Regions from separate parts of the Homo sapiens genome. Here region 1 is linked to region 2. The links are chromatin loops, found by intact Hi-C in ENCODE. Cell type or tissue: IMR-90. All regions are shown on one strand. Each heading gives the region's core, and the rest is flanking DNA. Links, peaks and the distances in the headings are about the cores only. Region 1 overlaps POMT2 (protein O-mannosyltransferase 2). Region 2 overlaps SPTLC2 (serine palmitoyltransferase long chain base subunit 2).

Evidence for each region. A loop is a pair of places that touch in the nucleus more often than their neighbours do. Peaks named below come from ENCODE experiments on the same cell type or tissue, not always from the same donor. Only the 100,000 strongest peaks of a DNase experiment are listed, where the experiment ranks them.
Region 1: it touches region 2 in a loop (6-fold over the local background); 39 of 110 quality-filtered maps call a loop at or near these places.

Annotation. Positions count from the first base shown.
Region 1 is chr14:77,294,686-77,305,770 of GRCh38, forward strand. It overlaps POMT2 (protein O-mannosyltransferase 2), which reads right to left. Exons shown (of 21, transcript NM_013382.7): 4 at 10,007-10,115; 5 at 8,150-8,258; 6 at 6,405-6,564; 7 at 4,770-4,876; 8 at 4,004-4,086; 9 at 1,479-1,588. Among named protein-coding and RNA genes, the nearest start is that of POMT2, 21 kb to the right of the region's middle. RefSeq lists a silencer at 6,507-6,566 and enhancers at 8,313-8,814, 8,815-9,314. In IMR-90, for the core only: a CTCF peak has its summit at 6,552 (motif pointing right); DNase peaks (open chromatin) are centred at 6,576, 8,416 and 9,176; H3K27ac peaks cover 246 bases.
Region 2 is chr14:77,546,487-77,556,393 of GRCh38, forward strand. It overlaps SPTLC2 (serine palmitoyltransferase long chain base subunit 2), which reads right to left. Exons shown (of 12, transcript NM_004863.4): 8 at 8,814-9,033; 9 at 5,610-5,736. It also overlaps the pseudogene RN7SL587P. Among named protein-coding and RNA genes, the nearest start is that of ISM2, 53 kb to the left of the region's middle. RefSeq lists enhancers at 7,862-8,121, 8,392-8,451. In IMR-90, for the core only: a CTCF peak has its summit at 5,034 (motif pointing left); no DNase peak of the experiment used is centred there; H3K27ac peaks cover 224 bases.

The DNA.
Region 1 (11,085 bases), core at 1,724-9,723, 250 kb before region 2:
GTGACTTGCTCCTCCTTGCCTTCCACCGGGGTTGTGAGGCCTCCCCAGCCATGTGGAACTTTAAGTCCAATTAAATCTCTTTCTTTTGTAAATTGCCCAGTCTCAGGTATGTCTTTATCAGCAGCATGAAATTGCACTAATACATACTGAGTCACTTTCTAGCAACTAAAAGGGAAATAAAAATAAAGCATTTGGAGAGAGACAACTTTTTGCAAAGAACAAATCTTTGCAAAGTAAAGATTCCATGCTTTTTGCCTCTGTTCACTGTCCTTTGTCATAATTATTGCCTCCAAACTGGTTCCTTGTGAGCTATCACATTTCCACTAAAGTTACCTTTCTAAACTAGAGATCTAATCATAATCATAATAATTTTGATTGCCTCCCTAATGTCTATGGAGCAAAGTCAAATCTACTATAACACAGGCCTCTCCCCAATATGGCCCCACCAACCTCTTCAGCATCCTGCTTCTCCCTCTCAGGCACCATCCACTGCAGCCACACAAACACTCCTTAACATGGACACAGCATCGTTCACTCATTCAGATGATACTCACATGGCTAATCTTTCATAAGCACTTCACATTGTTATCTCATTTAATCCTCACAACTGCCCTTTGATGGAGAGAGGTACTACTCATTTTCCCCAACTTAAAGAGGAGGATACAGGCTGGGCGCGGTGGCTCATGCCTGTAATCCCAGCACTTTGGGAGGCCGAGGCAGGTGGATCATGAGGTCAGGAGATCGAGACTATCCTGGCTAACACGGTGAAACCCTGTCTCTACTAAAAATACGAAAAATTAGCCAGGCGTGGTGGCGGGTGCCTGTAGTCCCAGCTACTCGGGAGGCTGAGGCAGGAGAATGGCGTGAACCCGGGAGGCGGAGTTTGCAGTAAGCTGAGATCACGCCACTGCACTCCAGCCTGGGTGACAGAGCAAGACTCCATCTCAAAAAAAAAAAAAAAAAAAAGAAGAGGATACTGAAGCACAAGAAGATGAACTTGTCCAAAGTGACACTCTATATGAAAGCAGGCTTCACACCCCGATCATCTAGTCTGGTTCCCAGGTCTGTGTTCATAAATACCACACTTTATTCATCACCCATCCCATAGCAGGCACCGTGCTAGGCAATTGAGCCTTCCAGGAGCTAGCAATCAAGTACCAAAGAGACGGCGGGAAGTAAGCATGCACAGTTCAATATGAGAAGGTTTACCACGTAGGCATGTGGAAGGTGCCACCAAGCCTCTCATCAGAGGGGCACCCCACCCAGCACCATGGAGAGGTGGGACATGGTTGTCACTAAAGAACACCTATGCTGATGCCTAGAGAAGCTGGGGTTAGCCAGAGAAAACAGAAGGGTGCAGGGCTAGGAAGAATGTTTCAAGCAGGGCGAACAGGATGAGCAAAGGATAGGAGGCAAGAGAGTGAACTGTCATGGCGAACAGCATTGCTGCCGTACAAGTGCACAAAAGGCTCACTGACCTGCTGCTGACGGGCACCAATGCCCTCGGGGTAGAGGTGCCTGTGGGAGTGCAGATAGCCGATGGCCATCCGGAGGTTCTTCACAGTGATCACAGAGCCGTAGGCCAGGTCTGGGAGGAAGGGAGACAGCAGAGGGGTGAGCTGGCACAGTGCCAGAGGCTGTCCGTGCCTGCGAGGAGCCTCGGAAGCCACAGGGCTCACTAACCCTCTGCGAGACTCCCCTGGGCCCTGGACTGAAGCCCAGCTACCTTCTCACTCCCATGGAGCCGACTCAAGACAGAGTTCACCACAGGGCCCACTTACTCCCCCGCCTCCTGAGGGCTTCAGAAGAAGCTTGTGTTAACACTGTCATTATCAAAGCACTACGTGTAACAGCAAAAGACGAAAAACAACTTGTCCTTCTCAAGGTCTCCACATGGATTCAATGGAATAAAGAAGGAAGTATCTTCTGTCTTCGCCTGGAATGTTCTCCAAGATACAGCATTTTGACAAACCATTTTTTTCACTCTATATCCTTTCGTGCCTTTTGAATCTAGTACCATATGAAATAACTGTTCAATGGTGTTTTGTTTTACTCTGAATTAAAAAACAAAAAACACAGAAAACCACTTCTCAAGAGCATCCCCTGCTCCTATAGGCCCTGAGTTATTGAGAAACCTTTTTTCCTTAATACTGTCCTTCTTCCAATCCGCTGGAATGACCTGCTCCTGTTTTTCTTTGTTCATTCAGTGGACCAGAAGAATTACACACTGGATCCAAAGGTGGAGGAGGCCTGCCTGTGGCCCTGGAAGAGCCCTGTCTACAAGGAAGATGGCTTCACACACTGACAAGTATAGGACAGTGGGCAAGTGCCCCACAAAGGCGTGACAATGTGTGACATGGTGGGAATGGTGGGAACTCGGAACAGGCCAAATTCTCTCCCAAGGATTAAAGAGAGGACGACTTGATCGAAGAGGTGACAGCTGAACTAGGCCTTTAAATAATGAGCAGGAATTTGCTAAACTCCACAGCTGTGTTCTTCTGAGTTCTCAGGCAGGCCAACCTCGGCAGCCCTGCACATGGCTGACCACCTTTATTTCTTGAAATGCTCTCTGTTCCCACTTCTCGACCGCACACTCTCTCAAGGGCTGCTCCTCCGCAGTCTCCTCTCCTAATTCCTCCTCCTCTTGCATTCCCCAGTGATCTGACCTCAGCTCTATTCTTTTCCTCTTTCTACAGTTTCCTTACAAATCACAGCTACTGCCACAGCATCAATTACCGTTTTACTTGTCTGATTCCTCCTTTGAAAGCATCAGCCCCAAATCCCACTGGCCCCATGGCAACAATTTCCCCAAGCAGCTCACTATCAACCCCTCTCGCGTGGAATTCAGTATCTGCCCTTCCAACCCAACTTCTTCTCCTGCTTCCCTATTTCTCATTCTTCCCAGTCTGGGAGAGTCCGCTGTATTTTAGGCACTGTGCAAAGTCCTGGAAAGACTAAAATGAGTAAGATGCAGTCTCTGCCTCCAGGAAGCAATCACCTGCACTCAAGTCCTTAGTGACATCTTTCTTCCTCTCTTGCTGTGTCCAGATCTCCCTTGTATATGCCCATTTGCCTTACCCTGTGGCTGCCCCACCATACCCAGCTCAGGTTCCTGCAATAGCTTCCCAGAGGGTTTCTCTTGCCTACAATCCTGTCCCCTCCCCAGCCAGCCTCGACTCTCCCACCCATGTCATCTCCCTATAGCACAGCCTTCCTGGCCTCCTGGCTGCTCAAAGACCTCCACTAGGTCTCCACGGCCTGTTTTAGGAAGTCAAATACCTCATCCAGACACCTCAAACCCTCATAGTCTGGGCCCAACCTAACTTTTCACATTTATCTTCCAGTAGTTTTCTGCATATACCTGTGCCTCAAGTTTTACTCTGTCCTCAGCTTTGATCATGTCATCCCTCCTGCCTGAGATGCCCTCTCCTCTGTTGAAAGCCACACATTCTTCCAGGGCCTGACTCCAAGGCAACCCACATCACGAACCTCTGATGCCCTTAACCGCCCAGCAGCCATGCTCCTTCACGCCTGTCAATCCCCAGAGCTGTGCTCCCTCTTTACGTACTTAACGCTTCCAGCCACACCGTGTGGAGCTCCTCTACACCAGGCTCCATCTCTGGAGGGTGAGCACGCGCTCCACTACCATCTGTCATAGATGAACGAATGCAACACTCAGAAAGCGGTGCGGGAAACCAAAAACTGGCTCTGAAGGGCCTGGTGCTGTCACCATATTCTCTCTGAGTGACCTTCCCACAGAGCTGGCTTGGAGAGCCACCAAGGAGAAGTCATTCTTTAGGGTCAGAGAGCTTGCTGCTCAGGATGTCTTCCTCTCCTCTGTCCTGATTCACTCTCGAGTATTTTCACCAGATCTATCTGGGTCTTTCTCCCACCGTGCCATCACAGGCTAAAATAACCCAAAGCCATCATATTTGTCTTTTCCAATTCAACTCCCAGGACACCCCTCTGCCTTCTACCTTTGTAATGGCCCAGAGACACTCACGTTCAGGGATGGAAGCATTGTGCAGGTTGTTCCCTGAAAGCCGGGCCTGGAAGGCAGAACTGAAGAAACCGTCACCAGGGCCACTGTGGGGAGAGGAAGAGCAGAAGAGAGTCAAGTTAAAGGAGTGAAAGTGTGATTTCCCAGGAGCGCTGGGAAGAGCTCTGCTCAGATAGTTTAAGGAAAGTAGAATCAGATCATGGGACAGAGGTGGGTGATGGAGTTGGAGAAACTGGGGTCCAAATCCCAACTCAGCCACTTACTAGCTGTGCGACCTTGGGCAAGATAACCTTGTTTAGCCTTAGTTCCTCATTTATAAACTAGAGATTTAAAGAAACCAAGAGAAGTCACAAGTGATTCTGATTAAATGAGATAATGTGTACAAAATGCGGAACACAGTTCCTGATTCTCAGTAGCTACTCATTAAGTGGGAGCTGTTGCCGCCGGAGTTACTGTTATTGTTACACTCACTCCTACTGCACATCTTATTGTGGCCTATCCTTGCTAAGTACAGGGGACTCTGTTTAGAGATAAGGGACAATTTGGCTATAACGAAAATAGCTTCTTCCTTCAGGTTAGGGTGCTGGCCTTTCTGAGCCCTTAGCATATACCCAAAGGATAGAACATAGCAGGAAAGAAACAGGAAAAAGCCCCTGGGGTCCCTCACCTATCATTTTAACCACAGACCCAGAAAATCATCCGACCCCTCCACAGGCTTAGGAGCAAAAGGAAAACCAGAAGCAAGATGCTGCAAAGGCTCTGTCTGTACCTTTTACTCAGCACCATGAAGTGAACAGCAAAGGTGGCTGTATAGAGAGCCAGGGGCAGCACTATGAGGCACAGGACACGAGCAGTCAGGTGTTTTCCCACAGTCACCTGCAAACAGAGGCCAGCGTGGGGTGCTAGGCATGTGAGACCTCATTATTCCTTAGGCACTATGCATGCATTATATATAGCTTTTAATATATCAGTCATAATCATAAAAAATGGCCAAGAGGAGAGAGAAGAATATGTGGAAACCCTAAGCCTTTCTGTAACACCCACCACCCAAGCACTACACAAGATAAACATGGGCCAGCCCTCTGCTACCTCTCCAGGCTCTACACCCAAAACCCCAGGATGTTACTGTGCCAAGGACAAGGCACCTGCATCTGCAACACAGTTGCTCACCAGTCCGCTCCATGTTCCAGGTACACTAACCTCCTTGAACTTTCCCAGTGCTTCCTCTACTGTCCCAGCCCAACCCATCACATGGCTAATGGCTCCTTATCTTAACTTCGCGGCTTCCTTCCAGAGGCCTTCCTGGATTGCCTGGGACTGGCCGAGTGCCCTTTTCTGTGCTCTCCCAGCACTCCTGGCTGACTGTAACTGCCTGCTTCCTTATTTCTCTCTCTCCATTGACCACAGAGGGTGGGGACCATATTATATTCATCTGTATATTCCAGCACCTCACACACAGTGGCTGGATGATCTTTACACATTTTCTGAATAAATGAATGAATGAATGAATAAACTTGTTAGGAGCTGGTTTGGAGGTGATGGAGCAGCACCACAGCAGAGTGATGGCCTGGGGCCAACCTAACCTGGTTGTGACTCCTAGATACACCTCTCACTCCCCGATGGCCTCGGGGAAGTCATTACCTCTGTAGGTTTTGATTTCCTCATTTGAAAATCAGGGTAATAACTCCCTACCTCATAGGACTATTATGAGGGGTAAATGAGATAATGAAGGTAAAGCGTTTCGCATAGTGCCTGGCATAGAATCAGCCCTTAATAAATAATAAACTGTAAAGGCCCTTACTGGCCTCCAAATATGGAGACCGTGGGTCAGGAAATGAAAATTGTGAGTTCAGACCGGGCTCGGTGGCTCATGCCTGTAATCCCCGCACTTTGGGAGGCCAAGGCGGGCGGATCACTTGAGGTCAGGGGTTTGAGAACAATCTGGCCAACATGGTAGAACCGCATCTCTACTAAAACTACAAAAATTAGCTGGGCATGGTGGTATGTGCCTGTAATCCCAGCTACTTGGGAGGCTGAGGCAAAAGAATCACTCGTACCCAGGAGGCGGAAGTTGCAGTGAGCCAAGATCGGCCCACTGCACTCCAGCCTGGGTAACAGAGTGAAACTCTATCTCAAAAAAAAAAAAAAGACAGACATTATAAAACAAATGCAAAAAGAGACTTCCAAGAATGTTAATCTATCCTCTCCCTTGAACCCTATCCAGTCCTCAGCCGGGCCCACTCCCTGATGTCCTGCTGTCTGCGGAGGTTGGGGGGTCCAGCCCACCTGGGACCCAGAACACAGCCACTCTGCCACCTGCAGTAGAGACAGAGAAGGCCACCAGCTCCTACTCAGCAACATCAGGGAGCAAAAACATTTCCACAGCAAACCCTTGGGTGCTCACCAATGAAAGACTGAGGTCTCCGAACAGGTACCAAAGGTCTGCAATGGTGTTCAGCCCCACTTGAAGGATGATAAAGAGGCCAACAAACTTGACCCCTAAAGCACCAGCAAGACTAACGCCAGTCAGGCTGAGCCAGAACCACCAGGGGGCAGAGAAGGGCCTGAAAATCAACAAGACGGAGTTCAATTTGGCAGCTGGAACCAAAGCCAAACGCAAGCGCAGCAGGGGACAGGGCAGTTCTCAGACTTGGAGCGGCTGTGCTGTGCCCTGTCTTGGGGGCTCTTAGCCTCAAGGGACCATGGCGTGGCTCCATGGAGGAGGCGGCCTGTGAAACCCCTGGAACGGCAGGAAAAGCACTGTCTGAGGGCGCAGGGTATTCTTCAGGGGAGAGTGTCCATAGTGCTCCTGGCTAAGTACAGGGCTCAGGGTAAGTGGGGGCTCCTTCTTCACAAGTGACCAGTCAGGCAGGAGTAAAAGGAGAATCCTTAGGTGCCCCTGGACTCAGGCAGCCCTCTCCTTTGTGTCACCTCTGCCCTTGTCGAAGGCAGCATTTACCGAGTGCTTACTATGTATGCGTCACGCATCATTCCAAGTACGATGCATATATTAACTCTTCTAGCCGTCACTACAGCACACAGAGGATCCTGTCACTAGGTCCTCTTTTTGCACAGGAGGAAATCAAGATACAGAGAGGTGGAGTAATACAGCTAGCAGGCAGTGGGGCACAGTTTTAACCCAGGCAATTGGGTCAATGTTAGTGCTCTTAACCATTTTGCTATTCGTATAGCACCTAGTACTCTACACTATGATTCTCTGGCTCTCTGGCTGCCTCCTCTGCCAGAGTGAATATTCCTTAACAGCCAAGCCCAACAGAGCTCAGTACCTCCAGCTCCCCGCATAGTACCTGGTACACAGTATGTACTCAAGAAATGGTAGATGGAAGTGGATGTGGCATAAGCACAACAACCAAAGCCAGAGTGGGCTGAGAGTCACTGATCAGGTTTGATTAGCACAATGGAGCTTAATGAGCCTGGCTGTGCAAAGTTAACTTCCAGAAAAGCCTACGAGGGGCCAACTCTTCTGGTTTGAATAGAATGAATGACTTATTCTACTTTCTCAGAAGTAGAAGGATGATCTGGAAAAGACTATTCTGCAAGTAGACCGGACCCTCCAAGTCAGCTTTAGAACTGACCAGGACCTGGAAGGATCCTCTTGGCTGGTATGGACCATTCAAGCCAACCTTTACATATGCTATTCCCATCATTAGGTCAGGACTGGATGCAACCACTGACGAAAGGGAGATAGTTTCCAGGCAGCATCTACCCTGGTGCCCTCCCTTCTAGGACAGAGTATGTGAAGGACAGCCCTGTCCCGGGATTTCCTAACCAGCACTGGTTACAAGAGGTGGGTGGGGAAAGTATTAGGACCCCCCATGATATCCCAAAACCCCTACCCAATTGTACTCCATTGTAAACATGATAATAATAATACGCTTGAAAAAGACAACTGACATTTTCTCGGTCTTGAATATGGCAAAAATAAAATCACCTGTAGAAAACTTTTTAAAATCTATTTTTATGATCTAAAATGGACAATCTAAGTTAAAAAAACAAACAAAAAGTATGCTTGCCTTAAAATCAGCTTCAAGACAAGTCTCTGGGCACCCGCCCTGGCCCTGGCCATTACAGAAATTTTGGAGTTGCCACAGCTTCCAACCCTCCCCTCCCGGGGATGGAGTTTCTGACCTGTCGGCGCAAGAGTTGTACTTGACCATGCTCAGCATGGCAGCCATGATGAAGAACATCAGGATGGGGTCAAGGAGGATGTACTGGGACAGAGTGAGGCATCCCGTGTCTGAAAAACATGAGCTCGCTGGTGAAAAAGCGAGGTAAGAGAAGGGCCCCCTGAAAACCAAGCACCCCAGTAGTAGGAAACAGTCCCTCTTGCCACTTAATTGAGTGTAAGCACTTGTGCAGTCAGGACTAGAGTCAACACTGAGTCATCAGGGAGGTAGAAGGCCACAGCTCTGGGAGACATCAAAGCCCAATGACAAGAAGCAGTAACTCACACTGCCTCTAGGCCCTCAACCCAAGAGAGGATCATGTCATTCGCTCCCTCAGACCAGCCCTGAGACAAGGTGTCATCCTCATTTCCACCATCAAAAAGGGAGTCCTACCACTCTGCTCATGTAACCGCAAACTATCTACACCTATGATAGAATCTTATCATTTTACATGAAGTCTCTCTTGGGGGTCGATTCTCCAGACAGATGGCAGAGTGATGTTTTTTAATTTAAATCCTTAAATCTCATTATGTCATGCCCCTGCTTAAACCCTCCAATGTCTTCCAACCTCACTCAAAGTAAAAAGTTCTCATGACAACTGCCAGAGTCTGTGCGGTCTCCCTACCCATCTAACCTCATCTCCCAACACCCTCTGCCTCACTCACTCTGCCCTTTCCACGCCAGCCTTCTTACTGTGATTTGAACCCACAGAGGTCCACACCAGAACTACAGTACATGCACTTCCCTCTGCCTGAATGCTCTTCCCTCAGATCCCTGCAGGGCCTGATCCTTTGTCTCACTCAGGTCTCTGCTCAAAGCTCCCCTCTCAGAAGCTCTTTCCTGACTATCCTGTCTAAAATAGTACTGATCTCCATTATTCCATCCCTTACACTGCTTTATTTTCTACACTGCACTTGTGGCTTAGGACATCACATGACAGACTTATTCATTTACTTGTTTATTTACTGTCTGCCCCACGATGAGGTAAGCTCAATGAGACCAGAGTGACTCATCAGTGTATCCTCTCAGACTAAGAAAAGTGGCCGGGAGCTGGGTAGGTGCTTGAGAAATAACTATTGAATGAAAAGTACATAAATGACTAAATGAATGAATAACTGAAGATGGAAATTCAAGATACAAGGAAAAAGCCACCAGTCCTCTATAGAGAAAGCCAATAATCTTGCAATCTATCTGTCAAAACAAAGCAACATATCTGTCAAAGCAAACCCCTAAAGTACCCCATTTAAATTGGTCTAGACTTCTTTAAATGTTAAGCTCCACAAGGTCATGAATTCACTTTCATAGGAACAAAGCTAGCAACAGGATCAACTTCTACGATGAACTCTCATTTATCCATGTGAAGATTATTATCCAAGTTCCCATTTTGCTATCTCTTGCCACCCAGCTACTTCTGCATTTACCTTTATATTCAGTTGAAATTAGTTAAGGAATGCAAACTAATCTTAACTTAAGAGAAGCAAAATTAGAATTATAAGCTTCCTTCAAAAACACACATACTCACATACAAATCTATCTTATTACCCATTCCAAACTCAACCGTGAATAACGTGGAGGTAAATCTATTCCTTGGGATTACCCACGCCGATTCTCCCCTCCAATAATATAAAGGCTTGTTATATATAACTATTGATATACATTAAGTATTACTAGTGAATGAGATTTGTAGTACATTTTACCCAATCCTAAAATTAATTGAACTGGACCCACATATAGGGCCCTTGAATGTACTGATTTTCAGCTACATTCACGGAGTGGCAGCCCATTTCCCAAAAGCCATGGTATGGCTAAGACAACTTACCAAAGGTGAGGAGGGCAGCTGTGAGCAGTGCTGCCGAGAGGGACTTGGACAGATCCAGTACAGTGAGGTAGGCAAAGGGGACCAGCCAGGAGCCAAGGAATGCACAGAACTGTGGGAGGAATAGAGAAGCTGTCAAATAACAAGCTGAGCTAGGTCAGCGACCTACTGGACTCAGTACAACCTAACATTTAAGACAGGGGACCTGATGAAGGCATGACTTTGGTGACCTAAAGTCACCTAGGATATCTATAACTAAGAAAAGAGTATTGTAATAGTGAAGAGCCAAATCAAGCAATATATATGTTCCCATTAAGCAGCAACTTGTGCACTGACATGAAATCAGCAAGTTCAGCCAGGAAGGTGTGGGTAGGAGACAGGGAGAAAAGCAACCAAGTAGCTACACACCAGGAATAGAGAGAAGGGAAGAAAATGAGTGTTATTAACACACAGATAGTAATTGATAGCCATTAGCTTCTATTACACAACTGTAGGTACAAGTTGAGAAAGACCCCTCTGAAGGTATTTCAGAGAATTTTAAGGAACCCCTAGTTCTTTTCTTCATTTACACCAGAAACCAGTCTTTAATCTACACAATGTATGTATTTTGATTTTGGGAAAAGGGATTGCTTGATACTTCAGTAGCTGGATACCTGTTTGGTTTTTTGTTTTTTTAAGCTGCTGGCCCTCTTCCATCCCCTACCTGTCCATCAAAATAAACAGACAAGCCAGAAGAATGGGAAATTCTCACGTTTGGTTGTCACATCCAATTATGTATGGTATGTGGTGTTCAAAAGTTATTAGGAAGACACAGAATCACTTAAGAACAAGAACTTGAGGGTAGGATATACTCCTTGTTTAATATACCACGATATAGCCATGCAAATCATCTAACGATGAGGCCAAATAAGCACACAGCCATTTATTTAAATGCTGTGAAATCCTCAAGGAAAGGGGCTTGTAAATGCAAACTTCTCTGAGAGGTCCACACTGGAGGTCAGCTTCTGCTGGCTTCATTCAGCCACACGTTCAAGGTTCCCAAAGAGTTGGGTGTTAAGGCCCTGCCATGTTCCATCAAGGCT
Region 2 (9,907 bases), core at 1,735-9,734:
GGGAGTGAGTGAAGGAGGAGGTTGTAGAAGAGAATGGAGGAGGAAATTGAGAAAAGACAAGCTGAACAAAGGAAGAATTTATCTGTGCCTCTGAGACTAGTTCTTCCCGGGAATCTTACCCCTACCACTGGACTGTTTTTTCAAAGGCAAAGATCACCTATTGTTCAACTCTGCATCTCCCACACAGCATATCTACCACTATGTAGAGAGTAGTTGCTTGTTGCTTGATAAGTGTTTAACAAATGGTAAAACACTTTTTTTTTTTGGAGATGGAGTTTCGCTCTTGTTGCCCAGGTTGGAGTGTAATGGCGCGATCTCAGCTCACCGCAACCTCCTGTGTTCAAGCAATTCTCCTGCCTCAGCCTCCCAAGTAGCTGAGATTACAGGCATGCGCCACCACGCCCAGCTAATTTTCGTATTTTTATTAGAGACAGGGCTTCTCCATGTTGGTCAGGCTAGTCTTGAATTCCCGACCTCAGGTGATCCGCCTGCCTTGGCCTCCCAAAGTGCTGGGATTACAGGCATGCGCCACCACACCCAGCTAATTTTCATATTTTTATTAGAGACAGGGTTTCTCCATGTTGGTCAGACTGGTCTTGAATTCCCGACCTCAGGTGATCCGCCTGCCTCGGCCTCCCAAAGTGCTGGGATTACAGGTGTGAGCCATCGCACCCGGCGGAAACAAGTATTTTTTTTTTTTTTTCCAAACAACAGCATTCTAGGCAGAAAGTCACAAAACAGGAGGAAGCGAGTCTGATTCCCAGCATCAGATAAACTGCTAAACTCTACTGTGGGTAAGAACAAAACTGTGCTTACCAGAAAACTTAATTTTTATTTCGATGAATTTCTAATAGTGAAATAAATTACTTTAAAGCACAACAAAGAAGAAAGTCAACACCCAAACGTTCTTGGGCTCAGGAAGTATGGTGCTTGACGGGAGGGTTAAAAGCTGTCAGCCCTGAAGACAGGCAGGAAAGTCTCTCTTTATGACCCCCTCCCAGCAAGGCTGTGTTTTTTCAACACTTCTAACCCTTCTGCATGGGAATCTTGGAATGTTTTTTTGTTTTGTTTTGTTTTAAAGAGACAAGGTCTCGCTATGTTGCCCAGGCTGGAGTGCAGTGGCTATTCACAGGCGTAATCCCACTACTGATCAGCAGGGGAAGTTTTAACCTGTTCGTTTCCAACCTGGGCCAATTCACCCCTCCTTAGGCAACCTGGTGGTCCCCTACTTCTGGGAGGTCATCATACTGATGGCTGAACTTGGTGCAGACACGTCTCTGGCACAGTGTGCTACAGCCCAGGACTCTTGGGCTCAAGCGATCCTCGTGCCTCAGCCTCCTGAGTAGCTGGGACTCCAGGCATGTGCCACTGCATTGTCCTGGAATGTCTTTTTTTTTTTTTTTTTTTTTTTTTTTAAGTGTCTCAGTTCTCTTAGTTTTTGACAGTTCCCCGGTATTCTCAAGGTGATCATTTAACACCTAATTAACAAGTCTATTACTGGAATTAATTCAAATGAGCCAAACCTAGTTTTAATTAAACCTCAATCTGCTCAGGGTAGTCTTTTTTCTCCTACATCAGTAGCTGCCTGCAAGGACCCAGTTCCTTTCAAAACAAAGAAGTACAAAACTCTATAAAGCGTTCTGACATTATTTAAAAATGTATCTATTAAAATGTACCTATCTAGTTAATTTGGTTCCATAATTTGGTCATTCTGGCTTAACATTCAACTATTCAAGCAATGTTACAATAAAGTACTTGAAGAACCCACTGATTTTCTGGTATTGCCAATCATGCGTGCATTCATTCAGTCATTCAATAAATTTACTGAAAGGATCCTAGATGTCACACACTAAGCTGGGTGCTATGCATGTTATTATTAACTACACCTTTGGACAGAAATAAAATACATCAAAGCACAGCTCTGGAAAATGGAAAAGCAAAATTTTAGTTGATTTGGTCAAACACTTTGCCTTGATTCGTATGTAGATACTACAGCTAAATTTCCATTAGTGGACACGGATTAGTGATGTGTAAAGTAAAAGTTAGAATTTCAAATGTCTAGTGGAATTTAACAGAATTTCCTAGGCCTCATTTTTTCTACTCCCTGGCCTGTGCTCAGTATTCCCACTCCAGGTACAGGCATCCTGGCAGCACAATTCCCATTCATTATTATCTCACCTGAGATCCTAGTGAAGTTGCCTTTCAAGATCTGTCAACCTAGTCATATGTCCTGTTCTTCCTTGGGAAAAGGATAGAAACTGGAGGGGAAATGCGGAAAAAGTTGGGAGGAAGGGGAAAGGAGCGCTCACAAAGTCGTGTGGAAACTGGATCTCACCTTCCCTTACATGCTGCAGCTTTTCTGAAGGCTCTGTACTCTCACCAAAGAGCAACATTTCTTCACACAAAAAGATGAAAACATTTAACAATAAGCAACCACATATACATGTTTAAGCCTTACTTTCAATACCAGGTACTTAATGTACTCTGGAATCCAACAATAACAAAGTTTTAATGATAAATGTAATATATTCACTGACATGGTTTGGATGTTTGTCCATCTCAGGATGGAATGTGATCCCCAATGACGGAGGTAGGGCCTGGTGGGAGGTGTGTGGATCATGGGGAGGATCCTCGTGAATGGCTTGCTGCCATCCTTGGGTAATGAGTGAGTTCTCGCTCTGAGTTCTCCCAAGATCTGGTTGTTTAAAAAAGCATGGTACTTCTCCTTGAGACTGCATCTCAAAAAAAAAAAAACCAGCCACAAATTCTTTGACATGCCTCCACTGGGGAGGTGGAATCTAGTTCCCCACCCCTTCAATCCGGGATGGCCTTAGTGACCTGCTTGTTAACAACAGGTCAGAAAAGGTCATGGGGTTTCCGCCAGGTTCTTTGGAATGCTTGCTCTCTGAAGCATCCTTTCTGGGTACACAGTCACGATGTCATGAGGAGCCTAAGCCACATTGAAAAGATACATGCATGAAGGTGCTCTGGTCAACAGCCTCAGCTGAGCCTGGCTCCAAGTCACTCCAGCCCAGGTGACATGTGAGTGGAAAAGCTTCCAGATGATCCCAACCACCAACCATCTCAGTCTTTCCAGACACTTGAGTCTTCCAGGCCAGCCCCAGACAACAGAGCAAAGACAAGTCATCCCTGCTGTGCCCTGACCGAATTCTTGACCTGTGGCATCTGTGAGCATAATCAGATGGCTGTTGTGTCACATCACTAAGCTTTGGGGGTGGCTAGAGGCAAAAACTAGAAAACTTGTGCTGATCCAAAGCCTATATATAATTACCATGTTTCATTTTCTCACTACTAGCACAGCCCAGATTTCATCATTTAGTACAGATAAGTCATTTATCTGGGGGTAATGTGTCACACAGATCCATGTTCTGGAACAGGGCAAATAAATTATCCAATGTTAACTTTGATAGCTCTTAGCCATTTCTTAGTCACCTAAACCTGTGTGCTGAATCAGTAAGGTAAGTGTGCCTATGTGAAGTACCTAGAGAAATGCTAGCTGTATGTATATATATGTGTGTATATATGTCTGTCTCTCAGATTCACACACAGTTTCCACTAACACCACATCAGAAGGAGAGGAGATATAGCTGTTATTAACAGGGAGCTATTCACAGGCTCCACTATGTGTTTGCAACATTAATAAAACAACTTCTTCAAGGAATTAATTCACAAAACTGAAAATGATCACATTTCACTATTTCCAAAAATCTCTCATTAGAGATAACAAGGATCTAGCACAGATCAGAAAAAATGTTAAGGTAAAATTCTGATTTAAGAAAACAGTCGACTGGGCGCGGTGGCTTACGCCTGTAATCCCAGCATTTTGGGAAGTCAAGGCAGGCAGGTCACCTGAGGTCGGGAGTTCGAGACCAGCCTGACCAACACGGAGAAACCCGGTCTCTACTAAACATACAAAATTAGCCGGGTGTGGTGGCGCATGCCTGTAATCCCAGCTACTCGGGAAGGCTGAGGCAGGAGAATCGCTTGAACCTGGGAGGCAGAGATTGTGGTGAGCCAAGATCATGCCATTGCACTCCAGCCTGAGCAACAAGAGCAAAACTCCATCTCAAAAGAAAGAAAAGGAAAGGAAAAGAAAAGAAAAGAAAACAGTCAGCTGGGTGTGGTGGCTCACAGCTGTAATTCCAGCACGTTGGAAGGCCAAGGCAGGCAGACTGCTTGAGCCCAGGGGTTCAAGACCAACCTGGGCAACATGGTGAAACCCCATCTCTACAAAAAATACAAAAAAAATGGCCAGGTGTGGTGGCAGACTCCTGTGGTCCCAGCTACTTGGGAGGCTGAAACAGGAGAATCATGTGAACCTGGGAAGCGGAGGTTGCTGTGAGCTGAGATCGCACCACTACACTCCAGCCCGGGAGACAGAGCAAGACTCTGTCTCAAAAACAAAAACCAGAAAAAAAAAAAAAGAAAGAAAGAAAACAGTCTTAAACCAACCAAAATCAGATGTGCCACTTTATTCGATGCAAGCCAAATCAATCTTACAATAAAGTATTACATAACTGTAGAGTGGAGAGCTCATGGCTGATAATGTGAAATCTTTTACAAATGCCAAACTGACTTTACAAGCATTAAAAAAGCAACAACTGGGCCGGGCACGGTGGCTCACGCCTGTAATCCCAGCACTTTGGGAGCCCGAGGAGGGCGGATCACGAGGTCAGGAGATCGAGACCATCCTGGCTAATGCGGTGAAATCCCGTCTCTATTAAAAATACAAAAAAATTAGCCGGGCGTGGTGGCGGGCGCCTGTAGTCCCAGCTACTCGGGAGGCTGAGGCAGAATGGTGTGAACCCGGGAGGCAGAGCTTGCAGTGAGCCAAGATCACACCACTGCACTCCAGCCTGGGTGACAGAGTGAGACTCCGTCTCAAAAAAAAAAAAAAAAAAAAAAAGCGACAAGTGAAATTATTGTCTCATACATGCAATGAAAATATTTTTTAAAGTAAAGACAGACACCCAGTTGCTCCCCTTTTAGTACCACTGTTCTGCAGTCAATACTGCCCTCTGGTGTTGCAGAATAAAAGTCAAATGTCAGAAAGTGAACACTGAACTTCACTGTTCACAGTAGTATGTTTAAATCAAGGCATCTAGTTGGGACTACAAATCCCATCAAAGACAAAATAAACTGATTCAGGATGTCATTTATTATCTACCGTATATGAAAGTAGAAACTCTTTAAAAAGGCATTAAATCAGGAATACTAATTTATGAAAACAGCAGCTCTTAACTATGCTGTTAATGAAACATCACTAACAGTGAATTATACCTTCACATAAAATTATGTAATTCAAGAAAAACCTCGAAGGTATATTACCTCTGAGTTAAGAGGGTATGTAGGATAGTAAGAGTAAAGCCTCCCATCTATAAACAAGAAAATTCCATAGAAAGTGAGCCAGGGTCGTTCTCATGGCATATGTATCAAACACACTAAAAAAGTGTCCATGGAAACCACACACCAGCCAGCTCTGCCTATTAGTAAACCTGACTATTTATTTTAGGAAAAAAGCTCAAGAAAAACAGCACGTTTGGCTGCTAGGTGGACTTATGCAATGTTTCAAGAAAAGAAAGACTTACCAAGGCTGGTGCCATCCTGCCCCATGATGCACTTCATGGAGGTGATGATCTGCTCCACTACAGGAGGTGACAATGACGTGGCATACACTGCACTATGAGAATGTGTTCGCAGGTAGTCTATCAGCTCCTGGGGAGTTCACAGAGGCAGATAAGTAGAGACAATTCTTGCATTCACCGGCAATGTCAGTCCTTTCCTTCTAAGTTCTAGAGGACTCCTCACTTCAATGGCACTGGAATAGGGACACTAATCTGAGATACAAGGTCAACCAACATGGTCGAAGCATACCGCTGGCAACAACTGGGTCAGAAACATGGCAAAGTTCTTAGGTTTGGTTTTGTTTTTTAAACATGGAACAACATAAGAGAAAAACTAGTTTTAAAACAACCCCTCTAAATTTGGAGAATGTATCATTTAAAGTTAGAAATATGGCCGTGCATGGTGGCTCATGCCTGTAATCCCAGCAGTTTGGGAGGCCAAGGTGGGTGGATCTACTGAGGTCAGGAGTTCAAGACTGGCCTGACCAACATGGTGAAACCCCATCTCTACTAAAAATACAAAAATCAGCTGTGCGTGGAGGCGGGCACCTATAATCCCAGCTACTTGGGAGGCTGAGGCAGGAGAATCGCTTGAACCTAGGAGACGGAGGTTGCAGTGAGCTGAGATTGCGCCATTGCACTCCAGCCTGGGGGACAGAGTGAGACTCCGTCTTAAAAAAAAAAAAAAAAAAAAAGTTAAAAATAAATGAACACAGCTGAATTAAACAAGGTGTTTGGATTGCTTTTTAGATATAATGATTTAATTCCAAGTATCACAGAAAATGTCATCTGCAGCTCTGTGTGCCTATAAAGCCCATCCTTCTACCCCTAAATAACAGTTCTCTAACATCAACTTTAAGAGCATTAGAACTTCCTCCAGATATGCAGAAATGTATAAAATGATATAAATGTGAAATAGAAACTTACAAGGTATTTTATTAAAATGCCAATGACATCTCACTGAATAAAGTAAAACTCTGTCATTTACAAGGATTTCAAAAAAACTTAATTGTATATCCCTATTCTCTGATATCTTTTAATTTCACCAAATCTTTAAAATGCACACACAAGAAGCTTATGTACCAGAACAAATTAGGGGGACACAAATGTGGCTATGAAACAGTTTTATCTCAAAAATATTAAAAATTGTACTAAAAAAACCAAAAGCACAAATATATTGTACTTTAATGATCTCCCAGAGTATTATTTTTCTATCCTTTGGTTCACAGCCACAAAGCTTACTAAAAAACAACTCTCCAAAGTGAGCCTGGTCCCATTAACAAAAAGGTAATATTTGAGATAAAAATCTATCAAACCTGGCCAGGTGCAGTGGCTCACACCTGTAATCCTAGTACTTTGGGAGGCCGAGGCGGGCAGATCACGAGGTCAAGAGATCGAGACCATCCTGGCCAACACGGTGAAACCCTGTCTCTACTAAAAATACAAAAAATTAGCTGGGCATGGTGGCACGTGCCTGTAGTCCCAGCTACTTGGGAGGCTGAGGCAGGAGAATCGCTTGATCCCAGGAGGCGGAGGTTGCAGTGAGCCAAGATTGTGCCACTGAACTCCAGCCTGGCAATGGAGTAAGGCTTGGTCTCAAAAAAAAAAAAAAAAAAAAATCTATCAAAGCTGATTAAAAGTCACTGAAAATGAGTTCTCTCTAACAGGCAATCAAGTATTAAAAGAATGACCTTTTTTTCTGTGATAGGGTCTTGCTCTGTTGCCCAGGCTGCAATGCAGTGGTGTAATCACGGCTCACTGCATCCTTGATCTCCCAGGCTCAAGCAATCCTCTCATCTCAGCCTCCCCCATAGTTGGGACTACAGGCATGTGCCACCACCACACCCAGCTAATTTTTTTACTTTTTTGTAGAGATGAAGTCTCACTATGTTGCCCAGCTGGTATTGAACTCCTGGGCTCAAGTAATCCTCCCACTTCAGCCTCTCAAAGTGCTGGGATTACAGGTGTGAGCTACTGTGCCCAGCATAACCATTCTTTAATACTCCGAATATTGAGTGGTGAAGCAAAATTAAGAACATTTATGAGCACCTCCTCTGTGCCATATACAAATACCTGACATACATTATTTTTTCCCTAACATTGCAATCAACGTTTAAAAATAACAGCTTCATTGTGATATAAGCCACATACACAGAATTCACCGTTTTAAAGCACAATTCAGTGGTTTTTAGTATATCCAGAGTTGTGCCACTTTTACCACTAATTTTAGAACATTTCCATAACCCTGAAAGGAAACCTCATACCCATTAGCATTCACTTTCCATTTCCCTATCCCCTCCGCCTCCGGCAACTACTAATCTACTTTCTGTTTCTATGCTTATTCTAGGTATCACATATTTTAAAACATGCAATATGTGACTTTTTGTGACTTTTTTCACTTACCATAATGTTTTTAAGGTGCACCCACGTTGTAGCATGGACATATATTACTTTTTAAACCCTTACTACAATCTTACAAGCTGGGCATATTTATCTCCATTTTACTGACAAGGAAACTGGGAGGTTAAATGTTTTCCCTGAGGTCTAACAAAGTAAGCCGAGAAATATTCAGACCCAGGCCTCTGTCTTTATGGTTCACCATTTCGACCACACCACAGATTCTTACCTGCATCAAAATTCACCGTATGATTTTTTTCTGACTACAAAGACCCAGAAAAGGCAACTTCATAGTTTAAAAATTGAAAAATACAATGCTTTGTAGTACCCCACAGCTGGCACAACTTTTTTGCTTCCTGTCTCCATGTTCACTCATGATATATTTGTGTCCAAGGGCAAGGTGACCTGCTATTCCCATGGGCTCCCATGACAACCCCACTGTTTTTGAAACTGTGAGCACAATGCAAACCCAACAGAAGGCTGGGGCGGGCAGGGAGCACCACTGTGTGTTCTTTCACACAAGAGGGTATTCTATATCTCAGATCAGCATGTAGCTTAGAAAGAAGCTCAAATAAGAAAACAACAAACAATGAACAGAACCAGCCTTTAGTTCAGTGAGGAGACATTAGAGTCACTCACTGGTATTATGAGCCTAAACCAGAGGCAAATTTGCGGACATCCCAGTTCAGGGCCCCATCTGCTAGGCCTGAGGTACCAAATCTAATTGCCAGTGACTTTATCTCTAATCGCTCATTCTCATGGCTCGTTTACCTTCTTGCCTCCAATATATCCTCCAGAAGCACCAAAACTCTTTGTGAACGTTCCCATCATAACATCCACATCCTCGGGATCCAGGCCAAAGTACTCCACCACACCCCGGCCTGTGGGGCCCAGGGCGCCAATGCTGTGAGCCTCATCCAGATACAAGTATGCCTTGTATTTCTTCTTGAGGGCAATCACTTCAGGAAGACGAACAATAGATCCCTCCATGCTGGCAAAACATGAAAAAATATATATATACACATATACACTGAGACTTTTTAAATCAAAATTGGGAGTTTGGCACTTCATTATTATTGAGTTTACTGCTTCTTTTTTTTTTCTTGGGACAGAGTTTTGCTCCATTGTCCAGGCTGAAGTGCAGTGGCATAATCTCGGCTTACTACAATCCCTGACTCCTGGGTTCAAGCGATTCTTGTGCCTCAGCCTCCCAAGTAGCTGGGACTAGAGGTGCCCGCCACCACCACGCCCAGATAATGTTTGTATTTTTAGTAGAGATAGGGTTTCCTCATGTTTCCCAGGCTAGTCTCGAACTCCTGGCCTCAAGTGATACACCCGCCTTGGCCTCCCACAGTTCTGGGGTTACAGGAATAAGCCACCCTGCCCGGCTGAGTTTATTGGGTTTTAAATGGTCTGACAACTGTATCTGTGGCTTAAACTGACAAAGGTAGATGAAGCCATGGCAAGGCAAAAGACTAGGGGAAAGAAAACTGGACTTTTAAAACAAGCACTGGCTGGGCGCGGTGGCTCACACCTGTAATCCCAGCACTTTGGTGGGCTGAGGTAGGCGGATCACTTGAGGTCAGGAGTTCGAGACCAGCCCGGCCAACACAGTGAAACCCCGTCTCTACTAAAAATACAAAAATTAGCTGGGCTTGGTGGCACACACCTGTAATCCCAGCTACTCGGGAGGCTAAGGCAGGAGAACCGGGAAGCGGAGGTTGCAGTGAGCCGACATCCCGCCACTGCACTCCAGCCTGGGTGACACAGCGAGATTCCATCTTAAAAAAAAAGCCACCCAAACCACCAAAAAACAAAAAACAAGCACCAAACACAAGCAATCTTAATTCACGACAAAAATAATT